2 separate regions of the Homo sapiens genome follow, and region 2 is linked to region 1. Evidence: chromatin loops called from intact Hi-C (ENCODE). Cell type or tissue: heart left ventricle. All regions are shown on one strand. Each heading gives the region's core, and the rest is flanking DNA. Links, peaks and the distances in the headings are about the cores only.

Region 1 (8,338 bases), core at 94-8,093:
AGTTAATATTGCTATGTGTGAATTTGATCCTGTTATTATGATGATAGCTGGTTGTTTTGTCGTTAGTTGATGCAGTTTCTTCCTAGCCTCGACTGTCTTTACAATTTGGCATGCTTTTGCAGTGGCTGGTACCAGTTGTTCCTTTCCATGTTTAGTGCTTCCCTCAGGAGCTCTTGTAGGGGAGGCCTGGTGGTGACAAAATCTCTCAGCATTTGCTTGTCTGTAAAGGATTTTATTTCTCCTTCACTTATTAAGCTTAATTTGGCTGGATATGAAATTCTGGGTTGAAAATTCTTTTCTTTAAGAATGTTGAATGTTGGCCCCCACTGTCTTCTGGCTTGTAGAGTTTCTGCTGAGAGATCAGCTGTTAGTCTGATGGGCTTCCCTTTGTGGGTAACCCGACCTTTCTCTCTGGCTGCCCTTAACATTTTTTCCTCATTTCAACTTTGGTGAATCTGACCATTATGTGTCTTGGAGTTGCTCTTCTCGAGGAGTATCTTTGTGACATTCTCTGTATTTCCTGAATCTGAATGTTGGCCTGCCTTGCTAGATTGGGGAAGTTCTCCTGGATAATATCCTGCAGAGTGTTTTCCAACTTGTTTCCATTCTCACCGTCACTTTCAGGTACACCAGTCAGACGTAGATTTGGTCTTTTCACATAGTCCCATATTTCTTGGAGGCTTTGTTCATTTCTTTTTATTCTTTTTTCTCTAAACTTCTCTTCTCGCTTCATTTCATTCATTTGATCTTCCTTCACTGATACCCTTTCTTCCAGTTGATCACATCGGTTACTGAGGCTTGTGCATTCATCACGTAGTTCTCGTGCCATGGTTTTCAGCTCCATCAGGTCCTTTAAGGGCTTCTCTGCATTGGTTATTCTAGTTAGACATTTGTCTAATCTTTTTTCAAGGTTTTTAACTTCTTTGTCATGGATTCAACTTCCTTCTTTAGCTCAGAGTAGTTTGATCGTCTGAAGCCTTCTTCTCTCAACTCGTCAAAGTCATTCTCCATCCACCTGTGTTCATTGCTGGTTCGGAGCTGCATTCCTTTGGAGGAGGAGAGGCACTCTGATTTTTAGAATTTTCATTTTTTTTCCTCTGTTTTTTCCCCATCGTTGTGGTTTTATTTACCTTTGGTCTTTGATGATGGTGACGTACAGATGGGGTTTTGGTGGGGATGTCCTTTCTGTTTGTTAGTTTTTCTTCTAACAGTGAGGACCCTCAGCTGCAGGTTTGTTGGAGTTTGCCGGAAGTCCATTTCAGACCCTGTTTGCCTGGATATCCTCAGCGGAGCCTGCAGAACAGCTCATATTGGTGAACCGCAAAGGTTGCTGCCTGATTCTTCATCTGGATGTTTTGTCTCAGAGGAGTACCTGGCCTTGTGAGGTGTCAGTCTGCCCCTACTGGTTGGTGGCTCCCAGTTAGGCTACTCGGGGGTCAGGGACCCACTTGAGGAGGCAGTCTGTCCGTTCTCAGATCTCCAGCTGCATGCTGGGAGAACGATTACTGTCTTCAAAGCTGTCAGACAGGGACATTTAAGTCTGCAGAGGCTTGTGCTGCCTTTTGTTTGGCTATGCCCTGCCCCCAGAGGTGGAGTCTACAGAGGCAGGCAGGCCTCCTTGACCTGGGGTGGGCTCCACCCAGTTCGATCTTCCTGGCCACTTTGTTTACCTACTCAAGCCTTGGCAATGGCGGGCGCCCCTCCCCCAGCCTCGCTGCGGCCTTGCAGTTTGATCTCAGACTGCTGTGCCAGCAATGAGTGAGGCTCCGTGGGCGTGGGACCCTCCGAGCCAGGCACGGGATATAATCTCCTGATGTGCCATTTGGTAAGACTGTGAGAAAAGCGCAGTATTTGGGTGGAAGTGACCCGATTTTCCAGGTGCCGTCTGTCACCCCTTTCCTTGGCTAGGAAAGAGAATTCCCTGACCCCTTGCACTTCCCAGGTGAAGCGATGCCTCTCCCTGCTTCGGCTCACACTCACTGTGCTACACCCATTGTCCTACACCCACTTTCTGACAATCCGCAGTGAGATGATCCTGGTACCTCAGTTGGAAATGCAGAAATCATTTGTTTTTTGTGTTTCTCATGTTGGTAGCTGTTCCTATTTGGCCATCTTGGCTGAGGCCCTGCTTTAACTGCTTTCTGTGCACCGTTTGTTTAATCATGTTAAAAACTCTCAGAGGTTATACCATTATCATTCCCTGTTTGGAGATGTAGTAATTAAGACACAGACTTGCCTACAATTCATATAGAAAGTAAGTGATTGAGCCAATATTGAGAACTTAGGTAGCCTGACTCCGTGGCCAAGGCTCTTCAATATTATGCTTTGCTACCTCATAAGAGGCCAAAGATCCTTGAACGAAGGTGAGTAGAAACAGAAAATCTCCTAGTAGCTTTCTCTGCCTTTACTACTTCCCTTCAATCATTTCTTCTTTCTGTGTTACCTACTATTATTGTTATTTTGCCTATGATTAAATACTCCTGTCTCATTAACACTGCCCTCACAGTGACTTGGTAGGAAATCTCTTAGTAGTCCTCATATCTCTGCCTCTATTGTAAGTATTTTATGTGGTGCTTGGTGAGTATTCCTACTAGTTTATCCTACTATGGAACTCTATGCTTGCATATTTCAGAGTCAGAAAGTGAGTGGGGCTGATGGACTGCTGGGATAAACAGAGCAGGCTTTCTATATGAATTAGTTCATGGGTATGTGGAATGAGGATGTCTTGTCTTCATGCTAGAGAAATATCAAAAACCAGGAATAGGGAGCAAGTTTCGCTGAAGGGAGGCTATGCTTGATAATACTAAGTCAAGGAAACTACAGGCAGCTGGTCAAAGCTAGCCTATTACCAGTTTTTGTAAATAAAAATTTATTGGAATACAGCCATCCATTCACTTATGTATTGTCTGTGGCTGCTTTTGTGTGATGACTGCAGAATTGAATTGTTGCAGTAGAGACCATATGGCCCACAGAGGCTAAGATAACTACTATTTGGCCCTTTGCAGAAATATTTTGCCAGCCCTTGATGTATGAGATGGAGCATCCTGTATTATTCGAGGTTTCTATGCAGGGAAATGCTAAGAGATTAAATTTGAGTTTTAGATAGAGACATTTGGAAGCACTGAGAAGAAGAAATCTAGATTCAGGGGCCAGAGAGATCAAAACAGGGTAAAAAAGAACTAGCGAGCACTGAGAGCAAGTAGATAAAAGGGATTAGCATTTAGATGTGCCAGTGAAGATAGGTTTTCCAGGATTTGACTGAAGTGTGTGTGTGTGTGTGTTTGTGTGTGTTTGTATGTGTATGCATGTGTATGTCGAGAAAGGAGGATTTCTAATTCTGAGAAAATGAGAGGACAGAGAGAGGAACATAGTACAAAAAGATAGAAGAAATACCCTCCCATTTCTGTAATTTCTGTTTGAAATGACCACTACATTTCTTTCTGCAGAAAGAGTTTTCTTTGCAGAAATTTTCCCTAGGGCTGGTCTGCCAGTATCTGTATTTCTTAGGCAACAGTGCCCCTAGTGTCTATATGACAGTATCACAATCTGCTAGACAAGATTTCTTGATGAGGGCTTAAAAAAGACCAATTGCAAAGATCACATTGCTGAGACAGTTTTTCTTCTTTGTCAAAATTGATATAGATGACCAGGTACACTCTCACCAGAAATACACTGGTAAAGTCTGCTTATTAGGAGAGGCTGTGGAGGGTGGACCTGGTGTCTTTTTTTTGCCTTGTGAGGCTAATTCATATAAATGTCAGGTATAAAAATAGTATCTTCTTTCAAGAAACTGCCTTCAGCTTTGCCATATCTACAATGCCATGGACTAAGAATAACACCTTAATGAGTTTTGAGGGTTACTTTTCATAGGTGGTCTATGGCAGGAACTACTGAATTTATGAACTGCCCCTCTTTGTCATCCTTTGCCTATCCTTCAAGGCCAGGATAGTTGCCTTCCAGTTGAAGCCTTGTTAGGATGTGAAAGCACAAGAAGATGCCAAGTCAAGATCCAGTCCCAGTTGTGCAAAGCACCACCCCTATCATGTAGAAGCCTGGATGTCTTAGTCCTCAGGGCTGCCCTTACTTTTCCAGGGGATAGCCATAATTCTCAACCAAAAGTCTTTAGTCTCAACCTTAAACACACACTGAGTGTGTCAATTCAGTGCGCGGTCCTCCCTTATACACTTTCAAGGGAGACTGGCCTATCTTTTGGCACTAGCCTCAAGAAGCCAGGAATGGCAGGCAGCCATGAGCTACACATCATGGGAATTAAATTGAAAGTGTAAATGAAAAGAGTATAATGGGGTAGGTCTACTGTGACTTTTGTTCTGCTTTCAATCTCTAATTATTTTGGCATGGAACAATTAAAGTAAATAATGACTAGTTACAATTTTGTCAATATATTTCTTGCAGATTGAATGTGTTCATGCACAGATTTTATCATCTTGTTACTCAAACGACTGATGGCTTCTGACCCTGCCTGAAAATTTCCTAAGAGGTAACAGTTCTAGGACACAGGTGAGTAGCAAGTGGGATTGCCCTCCCCACTTCCTTTTTTATTTTTTCCTGTTTTCACTATTTCCTTCTTTCTTCTCCATCTTTCCTGAATCTAAGTCCTCTCAATCTGGTAACCCCATCACTAATGGACATTTTTTTACTTTATTAATTTTATGTTATTTTTACATGTGATCTATACTTGTCATACATTTTTAAGTGTACGATACAGTATTGTTGACTGTAGGTACATTGTTGTATTCATTGGGGGGTAATCCAGAACCAGCATGTAGACTAGAAAGAATTCTAGAACAGGAGTTGTGAAAAGCTCCTTCTAGAAAGGAGTTGAAGTTTATCATTAAGTATCTTACTGGCATGGGGAATATTGCTTAATATGTCTGATGTCTGGTTTCTCACCTTTATTAAGGGGGTAGAGCCAGATGAGCTCTGAGATACCTGAAATCCATTTGAAATACTTTGAAATCCATGAACACATCTTTTCTAGTTCCCAGTGTTTCTGTGGGAGGATACAGAGATATCATGAGTTCACAATAAAGGAGAGTAAGGAAAAGGGAGAAGATGAAGAAAAGAGCTCATTCAGTGAGAGAGGAGTTAATTCTAACCCATGACATCTGTGGAGACTTTAGGATGAGGTGAGAAGTGAGCATAATTTGAATATAAGGGAAGATAACTTCATGTTAGAGGCTTGAGTTTGATTCTTGGATCACTGGGGAAGCAAGCTTTGGAGCTAGACTTCCTGGGTTTGAATCCAAGCATCACTACTTAGCAGCTATGATATTTATATGATTTAGAATCATCCATACCATGGGGATAAAATGGTAATTTGTTATGATTAAATGAGTTAACATATATAAATGTCTTAGAACAGTGTATGGTAGTTAGTAATGTTTCTGTACAGAGAAATGGTAGGTGACTAGGTAAACTTTTGATACACTTTTTGTAGATACTATTGAAGATGGATGCTAGAGCTTCAAGAGTCAGTTGTAGGTGAAACATAAGCTATTGAGATGTCTTCTGGGCTAGAAAGCAAGCAGGGTTCAGACCCACTCCCTCTCCCTCTCTTGATGTCCCTGTCTGTTTAATCGAGGGGTTTTCTCTGCAGAAATTTTCCCTAGGGTTGAGCCTGAAGGTTCATGTTGGAGGAGAAGTTAAACAAGTATTTGTTCTCTCAAATGCTCAGAAGAGTGCCTGGCTCATAGTAGACACTATATATACATATGTATATATGTGTATATATACTATACATGTATAGTATATATGTATATATATGTATATATACTATATATGTATATATATACTATACATGTATAGTATATATATACTATACATGTATAGTATATATGTATATACATGATATATGTGTTACAAGTGAATGAAAGTTGGGACAATGGAATGAAATAGAGTTTACATTGCACACTAGACAGATTACTCTGGGAATGATAAAACCTTTCTGATGAACTAAGGGGAGAGAGACTGCTGATGTGCATGTCATTTGGGAGGCTCTCCTAGCAGTTCAGGTGAGATACAATCAGGGCTCACACCAGGATATGGGACATGTGAGTAAAGAGTTGATTGAGTGGTGTGGCCTTCCAGAGGTCAAAAGTGTAGAACTGGATAAAAGTGGGGTGGGTATGATGGCTAGTATTCAGCCTCAGTGACTGACCAGTGTAATATGTTTCCTAGAGTAGTAGAAACTGGAGTGGAGGTGATGAAGGTGAGCAGAAGAGGTGAAAGTGGGAAGAAACCCACCTTGCTTTTGCCCCAAGATTTGTTTTCAAGGGCCACTCTCTCTCCTGCTACACCTTGAGGCATATTCCAAAAACCTCCTTTAGGACTTCTGGCCAGGATTTCTATAGTTAGGCCATACTGTCTCTGCGGTTCACAATAAGGTGGGGTGGGTCTTCAAATTGAGAAAGCCAAAGACCATGTGAGCAAAGAAGGTGCTTACCATACTCAATCAGAAGTGGACTTCAGATTCATTAGAGGAGTATGCTGGCATCAAGACACCACTGAATATTTCAAACAAAGGTCACTTCATCATGTGTTTCATTCTGGAATTGGGTATTTTTCAAATTTCCTTATTTTTCACATTCAAATTTCCTTTATATGCAAATATTTAAAATATCTACAAATTCTTGTAAAATAAGACTAAAGAAAGGAGGACTTTCCCACAGTTGAGTCCACTGAACCAAAGTCAATCTGGGTTTTCCCCCGTTTTATTGTTTTCTGTATTTATCCATAAATGATTGGTTTCTCAGACTAGGATGATTGCTCTTCCAAGGCAGGTACCTGCTTTTCCTTGTACATTTCTCCAACACAGTACTTTGCCTGGCATTTCAGGCATCTTGTACTGGTATCTTATGGTTCGAATTTGGCCTCCTCATACCACCATTGATTAGAATTCGAGCTAGAATCCAGGGACTATGAAGCATGAGAACTCTGTAACGCGTCCAAAAGCTGATGTTTTTCTGATGGTTTCATTGATCCTTCTTTATGATAATCAGAAACACCATCAAACAAAAGGGACCTTTGTGCATTTTCCTTTACTTGTAAACATGCAGAGACTTGGTCAATTGCTGTGCTGCAATTCATAATCCGAGGAGGTATTTTTCTTCTCCTGTTTTGCACCACAGGTATGATTGGTGTATACATTAAGGCCTAGCTAGTAGAGTTAGGTGGAAATAGTCAAGATGTGTTATTACTATTTTTTCACTCTAAATATCCTAGTCCACATATATTAAGCTACGGTTGGTGGCTTTTGGTTTTCCAAATGTACATAAGAAAGTAAGTAAAGACAAGTTGGGGATCTTTTAAACTCAAAACATTCTTGTCTTACTGGTCTTTTTCAACAAGTTATCCATATTCTCTAATAAGACTTTAATTATGTAGTCCTTTCACCTTCATAACCCACACATTGGCCCACAGTCAACTGGGTACTTTTTCCTGTGAAGAAGCAACATGAAATGAACCAAGACTCCAGTTACAGCATCATGGTTCTACTCCTGATTCTACTCCTGATCAGACCACTAAGGTGTGTGTGACCTGGGAAAACTCACTGGACATCTCTTTTTATCTTTTGTTATTTTCCCCACTGTGGGAAAGGTAAGGCCTCCAGCCTAGCCTATTCATCCTTCTCCATTTTTCTGATGAGTTCTCTTATCCATTTCCCATAAGAACTGTTTTCAAATTTCTCCACCTTCTTCAAACTTCTATACTGAAACCACAACACACTATTGAGGTAAGCTAGAGTTCATAAAACAAGGTCCCAAGGATAATACATGATCTAGAAGTTCTGCTGAGGCTTGCTGCCTTATTAGTGTTCAAGCCTCAGTGGTCCGCCACTGTTTCCTAGATCAGCACCCTCTCCCCCACACCCATCCTTATGTCATGCCCCCAGGTCCTTGAATATTGTATGTTGTAAGTTATGTGGAATATGGACAATAAAGAGATGCCATGCTGCTGACAGAGAAGTCTCAGACAATGCACTGTAAAAACAAGGTGGAGAAGATAGTCTCATGTATTATGGACCTTATGCAGATGAAATGTGAGGTCATGGGTATGGGAAGGGTTTGATCTGGGTGAATCTGCCAATAATTGGAAGAGATAGAAGTGAAGAGCGTGTGGAGGTATATTGTGGTCTACAGGCATACCTATATCCCTCGCATTTATTGTTTTTTGCATTTATTCATTTACTGTATAAGAGCCAACCTACTCCATCCAACCACTATGCTAGATACTAAAAATCTTGACACCACAGGAATTTGGAAAGTACAACACAATATGGTCTGATGTACCATAAAAATGGAATGTTTGCACTGGGTTT
Region 2 (8,338 bases), core at 321-8,320, 560 kb before region 1:
TCTTTACAATTTGGCTTGTTTTTGCAGTGTCTGGTACCGCTTGTTCCTTTCCATGTTTAGTGCTTCCTTCAGGAGCTATTGTAGGGCAGGCCTGCTGGTGACAAAATCTCTCAGCATTTCTTTCTCTGTAAAGGATTTTGTTTCTCCTTTGCTTATGAGGCTTAGTTTGGCTGGATATGAAATTTTGGGTTGAAAACTCCTTTCTTTAAGAATGTTGAATATTGGCCCCCATTCTCTTCTGGCTTGTAGGGTTTCTGCTGATAGATCCACTGTTAGTCTGATGGGCTTCCCTTTGTGGGTAACCTGGTCTTTCTCTCTAGATGCTCTTAACATTTTTTCGTTGATTTCAACCTTGGTGAATCTGATTATGTCTTGGGATTGCTCTTCTCAAGGAGTATCTTTGTGGTGTTCTCTGTATTTCCTGAATTTGAATGTTGGTCTGCCTTGTTATATTGGGAAGTTCTGGATAATATCATGAAGAGTGTTTTCCAACTTCGTTCGATTCTCCCCGTCATTTTCAGGTACACCAATCAAACGTAGGTTTGGTCTTTTCACATAGTCCCATACTTCTTGGAGGCTTTGTTCATTTCTTTTCACTCTTTTTTCTCCAAACTTGTTTGCTCGCTTTATTTCATTGAGTTGATCTTCAATGTCTGATATTCTTTCTTCTGCTTGATTGATTTGGGTATTGATACTTGCGTATGCTTCACGAAGTTCTCATGCTGTGTTTTTCAGCTCCATCAGGTCATTTACATTCTTCTCTAAACTGGTTATTCTAGTTAGCAATTTGTCTACCCTTTTTTCAAGGTTCTTAGCTTCCTTTCATTGGGTGAGAACATGCTCCTTTAGCTCAGAGGAGTTTGTCATTACCCACCTTCTGAGGCCTAATTCTGTCAACTTGTCAAACTCATTCGCTGTCCAGTTTTGTCCCCTTGCTGGCGAGGAGTTGTGATTCTTTGTAGAAGAGGCATTCTGGTTTTTGGAACTTTCAGCCTTTTTGCACTTGTTTCTCCCCACGTTCATGGATTTATGTACCTTTAGTCTTTGAAGTCAGTGACCTTTGGATGGGGTCTCTGAGTGGACGTCCTTTTTGTTGATGCTGATACTATTCCTTTCCCTTTGTTACTTTTCCTTCTAACAGTCAGGCCCCTCTGCTGCAGGTCTGCTGGAGTTTGCTGGAGGTTCGCTCCAGACCCTGTTTGCCTGGGTATCACCAGCAGAGGATGCAGACCAGCAAAGATTGCTGCCTGTTCCTTCCTCTGGAAGCTTCGTCCCAGAGGGGCACCCGTCAGATGCCAGCCAGAGCTCTCCTGTATGAGATGCCTGTCAGCCCCTACTGGGAGGTGTCTCCTCAGTTGGAAATGCAGAAATCACTCACCTTCTGTGTTGATCTCACTGGGAACTGCAGACCAGAGCTGTTCCTATTCGGCCATCTTGCCAGCAACCCTCTCCTTGTTGATTTTCTGTCCAATGCTGAAAGTGAGGTGTTGAAGTCTCCAGCTATTATTGCATTGTGGTCTACCACTCTTTAGTAATATTTTCTTTATATATCTGGGTGCTCTATTGTTGGTTACATATTTATATTTACATATTTATAATTGTTATATCCTTTTGCTGAATTTACCCCTTTATTACTATATAATGACATTTCTTTTCTATTTTATAGGTTTTGTCTTGTGATATATTTTTTCCTGATATAAGTATAGTTATTCCTGCTCTTTTTTTTTGGGGTTTCCATTCGAATGGAATATCTTTGTTCATCCCTTTATTTTCAGTCTATACGTGTCTTTATAGGGGAAGTGTGCTCTTTGTAGGCAAGAGTATTGGGTCTTATGGGTATATCCATTCAGCCAACTCTATGTCTTTTAATTGGAGAGTTTCATCCATTTACATTCAATGTTAGTATTGATAAGCAAGGACTTGCTCCTGCCATTTTGTTATGTGTTTTCTGGTTCTTTGTGGTCTTCTCTTCCTTCTTTCCTGTCTTCATTTTAGTAAAGGTGATTTTCTCTGGTGATATGTTTTAATTTCTTGCTTTTTTTGTGTGTATGTGGTGTATGTTTTTTGATTTGAGGTTACCATGAGGCTTGCAAATACTATCTTATAAGACATTATTTTAAACTGATGACAACTTACTACTGATTTCATAAACAAAAAGACAAGTAACAAAAACTCTACATTTTAACTTTGTTGTAGTTATTACTTTTTATTTGTTCTTCCTTTAGTCTTTCTACTTAAGATAGATTTACACACTGCAATTACAATGGTCTAAAAGTCTGTGTTTTTCTGTGTATTTACTATTATCAGCGCGTTTTGTGTCTTCAGATGATTTACTTTTGCTCATTAACATCCTTTTATTTCTGATTGAAGTACTCCCTTTAGCATTTCTTGTAGGACAGGTCTGGTGTTGATGAAATCCCTCAGCTTTTGATTGTCTGGGAAGGTCTTTCTTTCTTTCATGCCTAAAGGATATTTTTGACAGATACATTATTTTCTAGGGTAAAAGTTTTTGTCTTTCAGTATGTTAAATATGTCATGTCACTCTCTCCAGGCCTGTGAGGTTTTCACTGAGAATTGTTTCTTTCCTCTTGTTGCTTTTAGGGTCCATTTTATCCTTGAGCTTTGGTAGTTTGATTATTAAATGCCTTGAGGTAGTCTTTGGGTTAAATCTGCTTTATCTTGTATAACCTTCTTGTACTTGGATGTTGATATCTTTCTCTAGGTTTGTGGAGTTCTCTGTTATTATCGCTTTGAATAAACTTTCTTCCCCTATTTCTATCTCTACTTCCTCTTCAGGGCCATTATCTCTTAGAATTGCCCTTTTGAGGCTATTTTCTAGGTCTTGTAGGCATGCTTCCTTCTTTTTTATTGTTTTTTGTTTGTTTGTTTGTTTGTCTCCTCTGACTGTATGTTTTCAAATAGCCTGTCTTTAAGCTAATTCTTCCCTCTGGTTGATCAATTGTGCTACTAAGAGGCTCTGATACATTTCTCAGTATGTCAAATAAAATTTTCACTTCCAGAATTTCTGCTTGATTCTTTTTGTTTCTTTCCACTGAAATTTCGTCTCTGTGTTATCTTGAATTTCACTCAGCTCCATCAAAACAAGTGCTTTGTATGCTGTGTCTGAAAGGTCTCATATCTCTGTCTCTCTGAGATTAGTCACTGCTGCCTTATTTAGTTTGTTTGGTGAAGTTATGTGTTCCTAAATGGTCCTGACTTATGTATGTTCATCCATGTCTGGGTATTGATGATTTAGGTATTTATTGTAGTCTTTGCAGTCTGGGCTTCTTTGTATCCATCCTTCTTGAGAAGAATTTCTAAGCATCCAAAGGGTCTTGGGTATTGTGATCTAAGTATTTGGTTACTGCAGCCATATCTCCATTAGGGGGCACCCCAATTCCAGTAACACTGTGGCTCTTGCAGACTTGTGGAGGTACCATCAACTTGGTGTTTTGTATAAGATCTGGGAGCATTCCTTAGACTAACAGGCAGAGGCTTTTGTTCTCTTTCCTTTTCTGCAAACAAATGGAGTCTCTCTCTCTCCGTGCTGAACTGCCTGGAGCTGGGAAAGGGGTGACACCAGTATACCTGGGGCCACTACTACTAAGACTGCACTAAGTCAGACTCGATTGCAGCGCATCACTTGGTCTCATCGAAGGCCCGCAAGGGACCACTGCCTGGCCACCACTCATGTTCACTCAAGGACCAAGGGCTCTTCAGTCAGAAGGTAGAAAATCCAGCCAGCCTTGTGTCCTTTCCTTCAGGGCAATGAGCTTCCCCCAGCCCTGGCTAGGTCCAGAAATTCCTTCCAGGAACCAGGTCCTAGAGTCCAAAACTTTAGGACTCTATCTCTTGCTCTACTCTAATGTGGGTGAGTTGACACTCAAGCCACAAGACAAAATCTTTCCTAGTCTTTCCTCCCATTTCCTCAGGCTCTCCATGGCCATCACCACCCCAGGCCTGCAGGGAGTACTGCCAGGCTGCCACCAATGCTCACTCAAAGTCCAAGCACTCTTCAGTCAGGTTGCGGTGAATGGTGCCAGCCTGGGTCTCTCCCTTCAGGGCAGTGTGCTCCCCTCTGGCCCAAGGCAGGTCCAGAAATGCCGTCCAAGAGGCAAGGCTTGTAGTCAGGGGAGCACAAGAGCTCACTTGGTGCTCACACTGTGGCTGAGCTGGTACCCAAGATGTAAGACAATGTCCTCTTTACTCTTTGCTTTACTTCCCTCAAACAGAAGGAGTCTCTCCCTATAACCACCACAGCCGGGATTATGCTGGGTCACACTCACTGACACAACTCTGAGTCTCACTCAAGCCTTTGGTGAGTACTGCCTGGCTACTACTGCTGATTATTCAGGGGCCCAGTGCTCTTTTCTCAGAAGGTGTGAATTCTTCCAGGACTGGGTCCTTCCCTTCAAGGCAGTGGGTTCCATTCTGGCCCAGGGTGTGTCTAGAAATGTCATCCGGGAGGTAGAGGCTGGAATGGGGGCCCCAGGACTCTGCCTCGTGTCCTATCCTATTGTGTATGAGCTGGTATCCATGTTGCAAGACTAAATTCTCTTTACTCTCCTCTCCTCTCCTCAAGCAGAAAAAAAGGAGTCTCTCCTAGTGCTGCAAGCTGTGCTGTCTGGGGTCAGGGAGCTGGGATGTAAGCACTCCCTTGACAGCCCTGGCTGATGTCTCACTAGATCAAGTTAAAATCCACTGACCTTGAGTTCAGCACAGCACCAAGACTTGCCCCGGAATTGCAGTCCTTGTGGCCTAGATTGCCTTTTAAGTTTATTTAGAACCCCAGAGCACTTTAGCCCACCTTGGCAGGGCTTGCCAGAACTCAGGTTGCCAGTGCTGGAATGGACAGTTTGCCTCTGGCTAGGGCTGGTCTATATACTCCCTGTGTGGATGTTGGCTGAGTTCTGTCCAGTGTTGCTTTCTGCTGTGACAGTGCAGCACTGAGTTCAAATGCAAAGTCCCACTATCACTGTTCTCTCTCTCTCCTCAAAGCTCACAGATTCTCCCTCTATGCCACATGGCCCCTGCTGCTGCAGAGGGATGGGGGAGGAGTGGTGTTGGCAACTCGAGACTACCCTCTTCAGTGCCTCCTTCCGTAATATGATTTTAAAATCAGATACTGTGATTGGTCGCCTGATTTTTGGTTCTTACGAAGGTGCTTTTTCATGTGGATAGTTATTCAATTTGGTGTTCCTGTGGGGGCGGTGACGGGATGATTGTGGGAAGCCTCTATTCAGGCATGTTGCTCTGCTTCCCTCTCCCATATGATTTTTTAAAAATGTTGTTGGACTCAGTTAGCTTGTATTTCATTGAGGATTTCTGCATTTATATATCTAAGAAAAATTGATCTGAAGTTTTCTTGTGATGTCTTTTGTTATGGTTTCAAGATAATACTGGCCTCACAGAATGAACTGAGAAAAGTTCTCTCCTCTTGTATATCTTGAAAAAGTTTGTGAAGTGTTGGTATCAGTGCCTCTTTAAATATTTTGTAGAATTCACTGAGGAAGCCATCTAGGCCTGGGCTTGTCTTTGTGGGTAGTTTTTATTAGTAATTTATTCTCTTTACTTGTTATAGATCTATTCATGTTATTTCTTAAGTCAGTTTTGTGTCCTTTTATGAAATTGTCCATTTCATCTAAGTTTCCTAATTTGTTGGCATTTATATATAGTACTCTTCTAAAATATTTTTTTTACCTCTGTGGATTCATAGTGATGTCTCCTCTTTCACTATTTTAATCATCTGAGTCTTAAGTATTTTGTTACTTGCCAGTGTAGTTAAAAGACTTGAGAATTTTGTGATATTTCAAAAAACAATTCATAGTTTTATTAATTTTATTTACTGATTTTCTATCCTCCATTAATTTATGCTCTAATATTTCTTTTATTTTGCTTGCTTTGCATTTAGTTTGCTCTTTTTTTCTAGTTTCTTAATGTGAATGGCTGTTATTAATTTGAGATATTCCTTGTTTTTAAATATAGGTATTTACAACTATAAACTTCCCCCTAGCCACAGCTTTTGCTGCATTCCACATGTTTTTCTTGTGTTTTCCTTTTCATTTATCTCAGAGTATTTTCTAAATTCCCTTGTGATTTCTTCCTTATCCTATATTTAAATTATGTTTTTAAATTTCCATATATTTATGACATCTCCAAGTTTCCCTCCACTAATAATTTCTAATTTCATTCTTATTGTGGTCAGAGAACATTCTTTGTACCATTTCAATCACTTTAAATTTACTGAGGCTTGTTTTATGGCCCACCTGAACAACATGTATTCTGATTTTGGGTGGCGTGTTCTATAGATGTCTGTTAGGTCTAGTTGATGCATAGTGTCATTTGATGCATGGACAGTTGATGCATGGACATTTTGCAGTGTAACATTTTGATCCTATTAATGATGTTCTAAGGATTTTTTTTAAAGAATAAAACACCTAGGAACACAGCTAACCAAAGAGGTAAAGGACTTCTATAAGGATAATTACAAAACACTGCTAAAGGACATCGGAGATGACACAAATAAATGGAAGATATTCCATGCCCATGGATTGGAAAAATCAGCATCATTAAAATGGCCATACTGCCCAATGCAATTTACAGAGTCAATGCTATTTCTATCAAACCACCAATGTAATTTTTTACAAAATTAGAAAAAACTATTCTAAAATTCATATGGAACCAAAAAAAAAAAAAAAAAGAAAGAAAGAAAGAAAGAAAGAAAAAAAGAACAAAGCCAGAGGCATCACATTACCTGACTTCAAACTATACTACAAGGCTATAGTAACGAAAACAGCATGGTACTGATACAAAAAAAAAAAAAAAGACACATAGACCAATGGAACATAATCAAGAACCTAGAAATAAAGCTGCATACCTACAATCATCTAATCTTCAACACGGTTGACAAAAATAAGCAATGGGGAAAGGACACCCCATTCAATAAATGGTGCTGGGATAACTGGCTAGCCATATGCAGAAGACTGAAACTGGACCCATACCTAGCATCATATATAAAAATTAACTGAAGATGGATTAAAACCTCAAACTACAAAAATCCTAGAAGAAAACTTAGGAAATGCCCTTCTCAACATCAGACTTGGCAAAGAATTTGTGGCTAAGTCCTCAAAAGCAATTACAACCAAACAAAAAGTGACAAGTGGGACCTAATTAAACTAAAGAGCTTCTGAACAGCAAGATAAACTATCAAGCAAGTAAAAAGACTATGTACAAAATGGAGAAAATATTCACAAAGTATGCACCTGAAAAAGGTCTATTATCCAGAATCTATAAGGAATATAAACAATTCAACAAGCAAAAAACAAGTAACTCCATTAAACATGGACAAAGGCAAGGTAATTTATAGATTCAATGCCATCCCCATCAAGTTACCCATGACTTTCTTCACGGAATTGGAAAAAACTACTTTAAAGTTCATATATATGGACTTTAAAAAAGACCCCGCATTACCAAGTCAATCCTAAGCCAAAAGAACAAAGCTGGAGGCATCACGCTACCCGACTTCAAACTATACTACAAGGCTACAGTAACCAAAACAGCATGGTACTGGTACCAAAACAGAGATATAGACCAATGGAATAGAACAGAGCCCTCAGAAATAATGCCACTTATCTACAACTATCTGATCTTTGACAAACCTGACAAAAACAAGAAATGGGAAAAGGATTCCCTGTTTAATAAATGGTGCTGGGAAAACTGGCTAGCCAGATGTAGAAAGCTGAAACTGGATCCCTTCCTTACACCTTATAGAAAAATTAATTCAAGATGGATTAAAGAGTTAAATGTTAGACCTAAGACCATAAAAACCCTAAAAGAAAACCTAGGCAATACCATTCAGGACATAGGCATGGGCAAGGACTTCATGTTTAAAACACCAAAAGCAATGGCAACAACAGCCAAAATTGACAAGTGGGATCTAATTAAACTAAAGAGCTTCTGTACAGCAAAAGAAACTACCATCAGAGTGAACAAGCAACCTACAGAATGGGACAAAATTTTTGCAATCTACTCATCTGACAAAGGACTAGTATGCAGAATCTACAATGAACTCAAACAAATTTACAAGAAAAAACCAAACAACCCATCAAAAAGTGGGCGAAGGATATGAATAGACACTTCTCAAAGAAGACATTTATGCAGCCAACAGATACATGAAAAAATGCTCATCATCACTGGTCATCAGAGAAACGCAAATCAAAACCGCAATGAGATACCATCTCACACCAGTTAGAATGGTGATCATTAAAAAGTCAGGAAACAACAGGTGCTGGAGAGGATGTGGAGAAATAGGAACACTTTTACACTGTTGGTGGGACTG

What was found. A loop is a pair of places that touch in the nucleus more often than their neighbours do. Peaks named below come from ENCODE experiments on the same cell type or tissue, not always from the same donor. Only the 100,000 strongest peaks of a DNase experiment are listed, where the experiment ranks them.
Region 2: it touches region 1 in a loop (4-fold over the local background); 17 of 110 quality-filtered maps call a loop at or near these places.

The regions. Positions count from the first base shown.
Region 1 is chrX:75,600,505-75,608,842 of GRCh38, forward strand. LOC107985664 (a long non-coding RNA gene) reads left to right here. Exons shown (of 5, transcript XR_007068273.1): 2 at 4,414-4,518. Among named protein-coding and RNA genes, the nearest start is that of ZDHHC15, 82 kb to the left of the region's middle. In heart left ventricle, for the core only: a CTCF peak has its summit at 3,543; no DNase peak of the experiment used is centred there.
Region 2 is chrX:75,035,729-75,044,066 of GRCh38, forward strand. No RefSeq gene overlaps it. Among named protein-coding and RNA genes, the nearest start is that of NEXMIF, 110 kb to the left of the region's middle. In heart left ventricle, for the core only: a CTCF peak has its summit at 3,389 (motif pointing right); no DNase peak of the experiment used is centred there.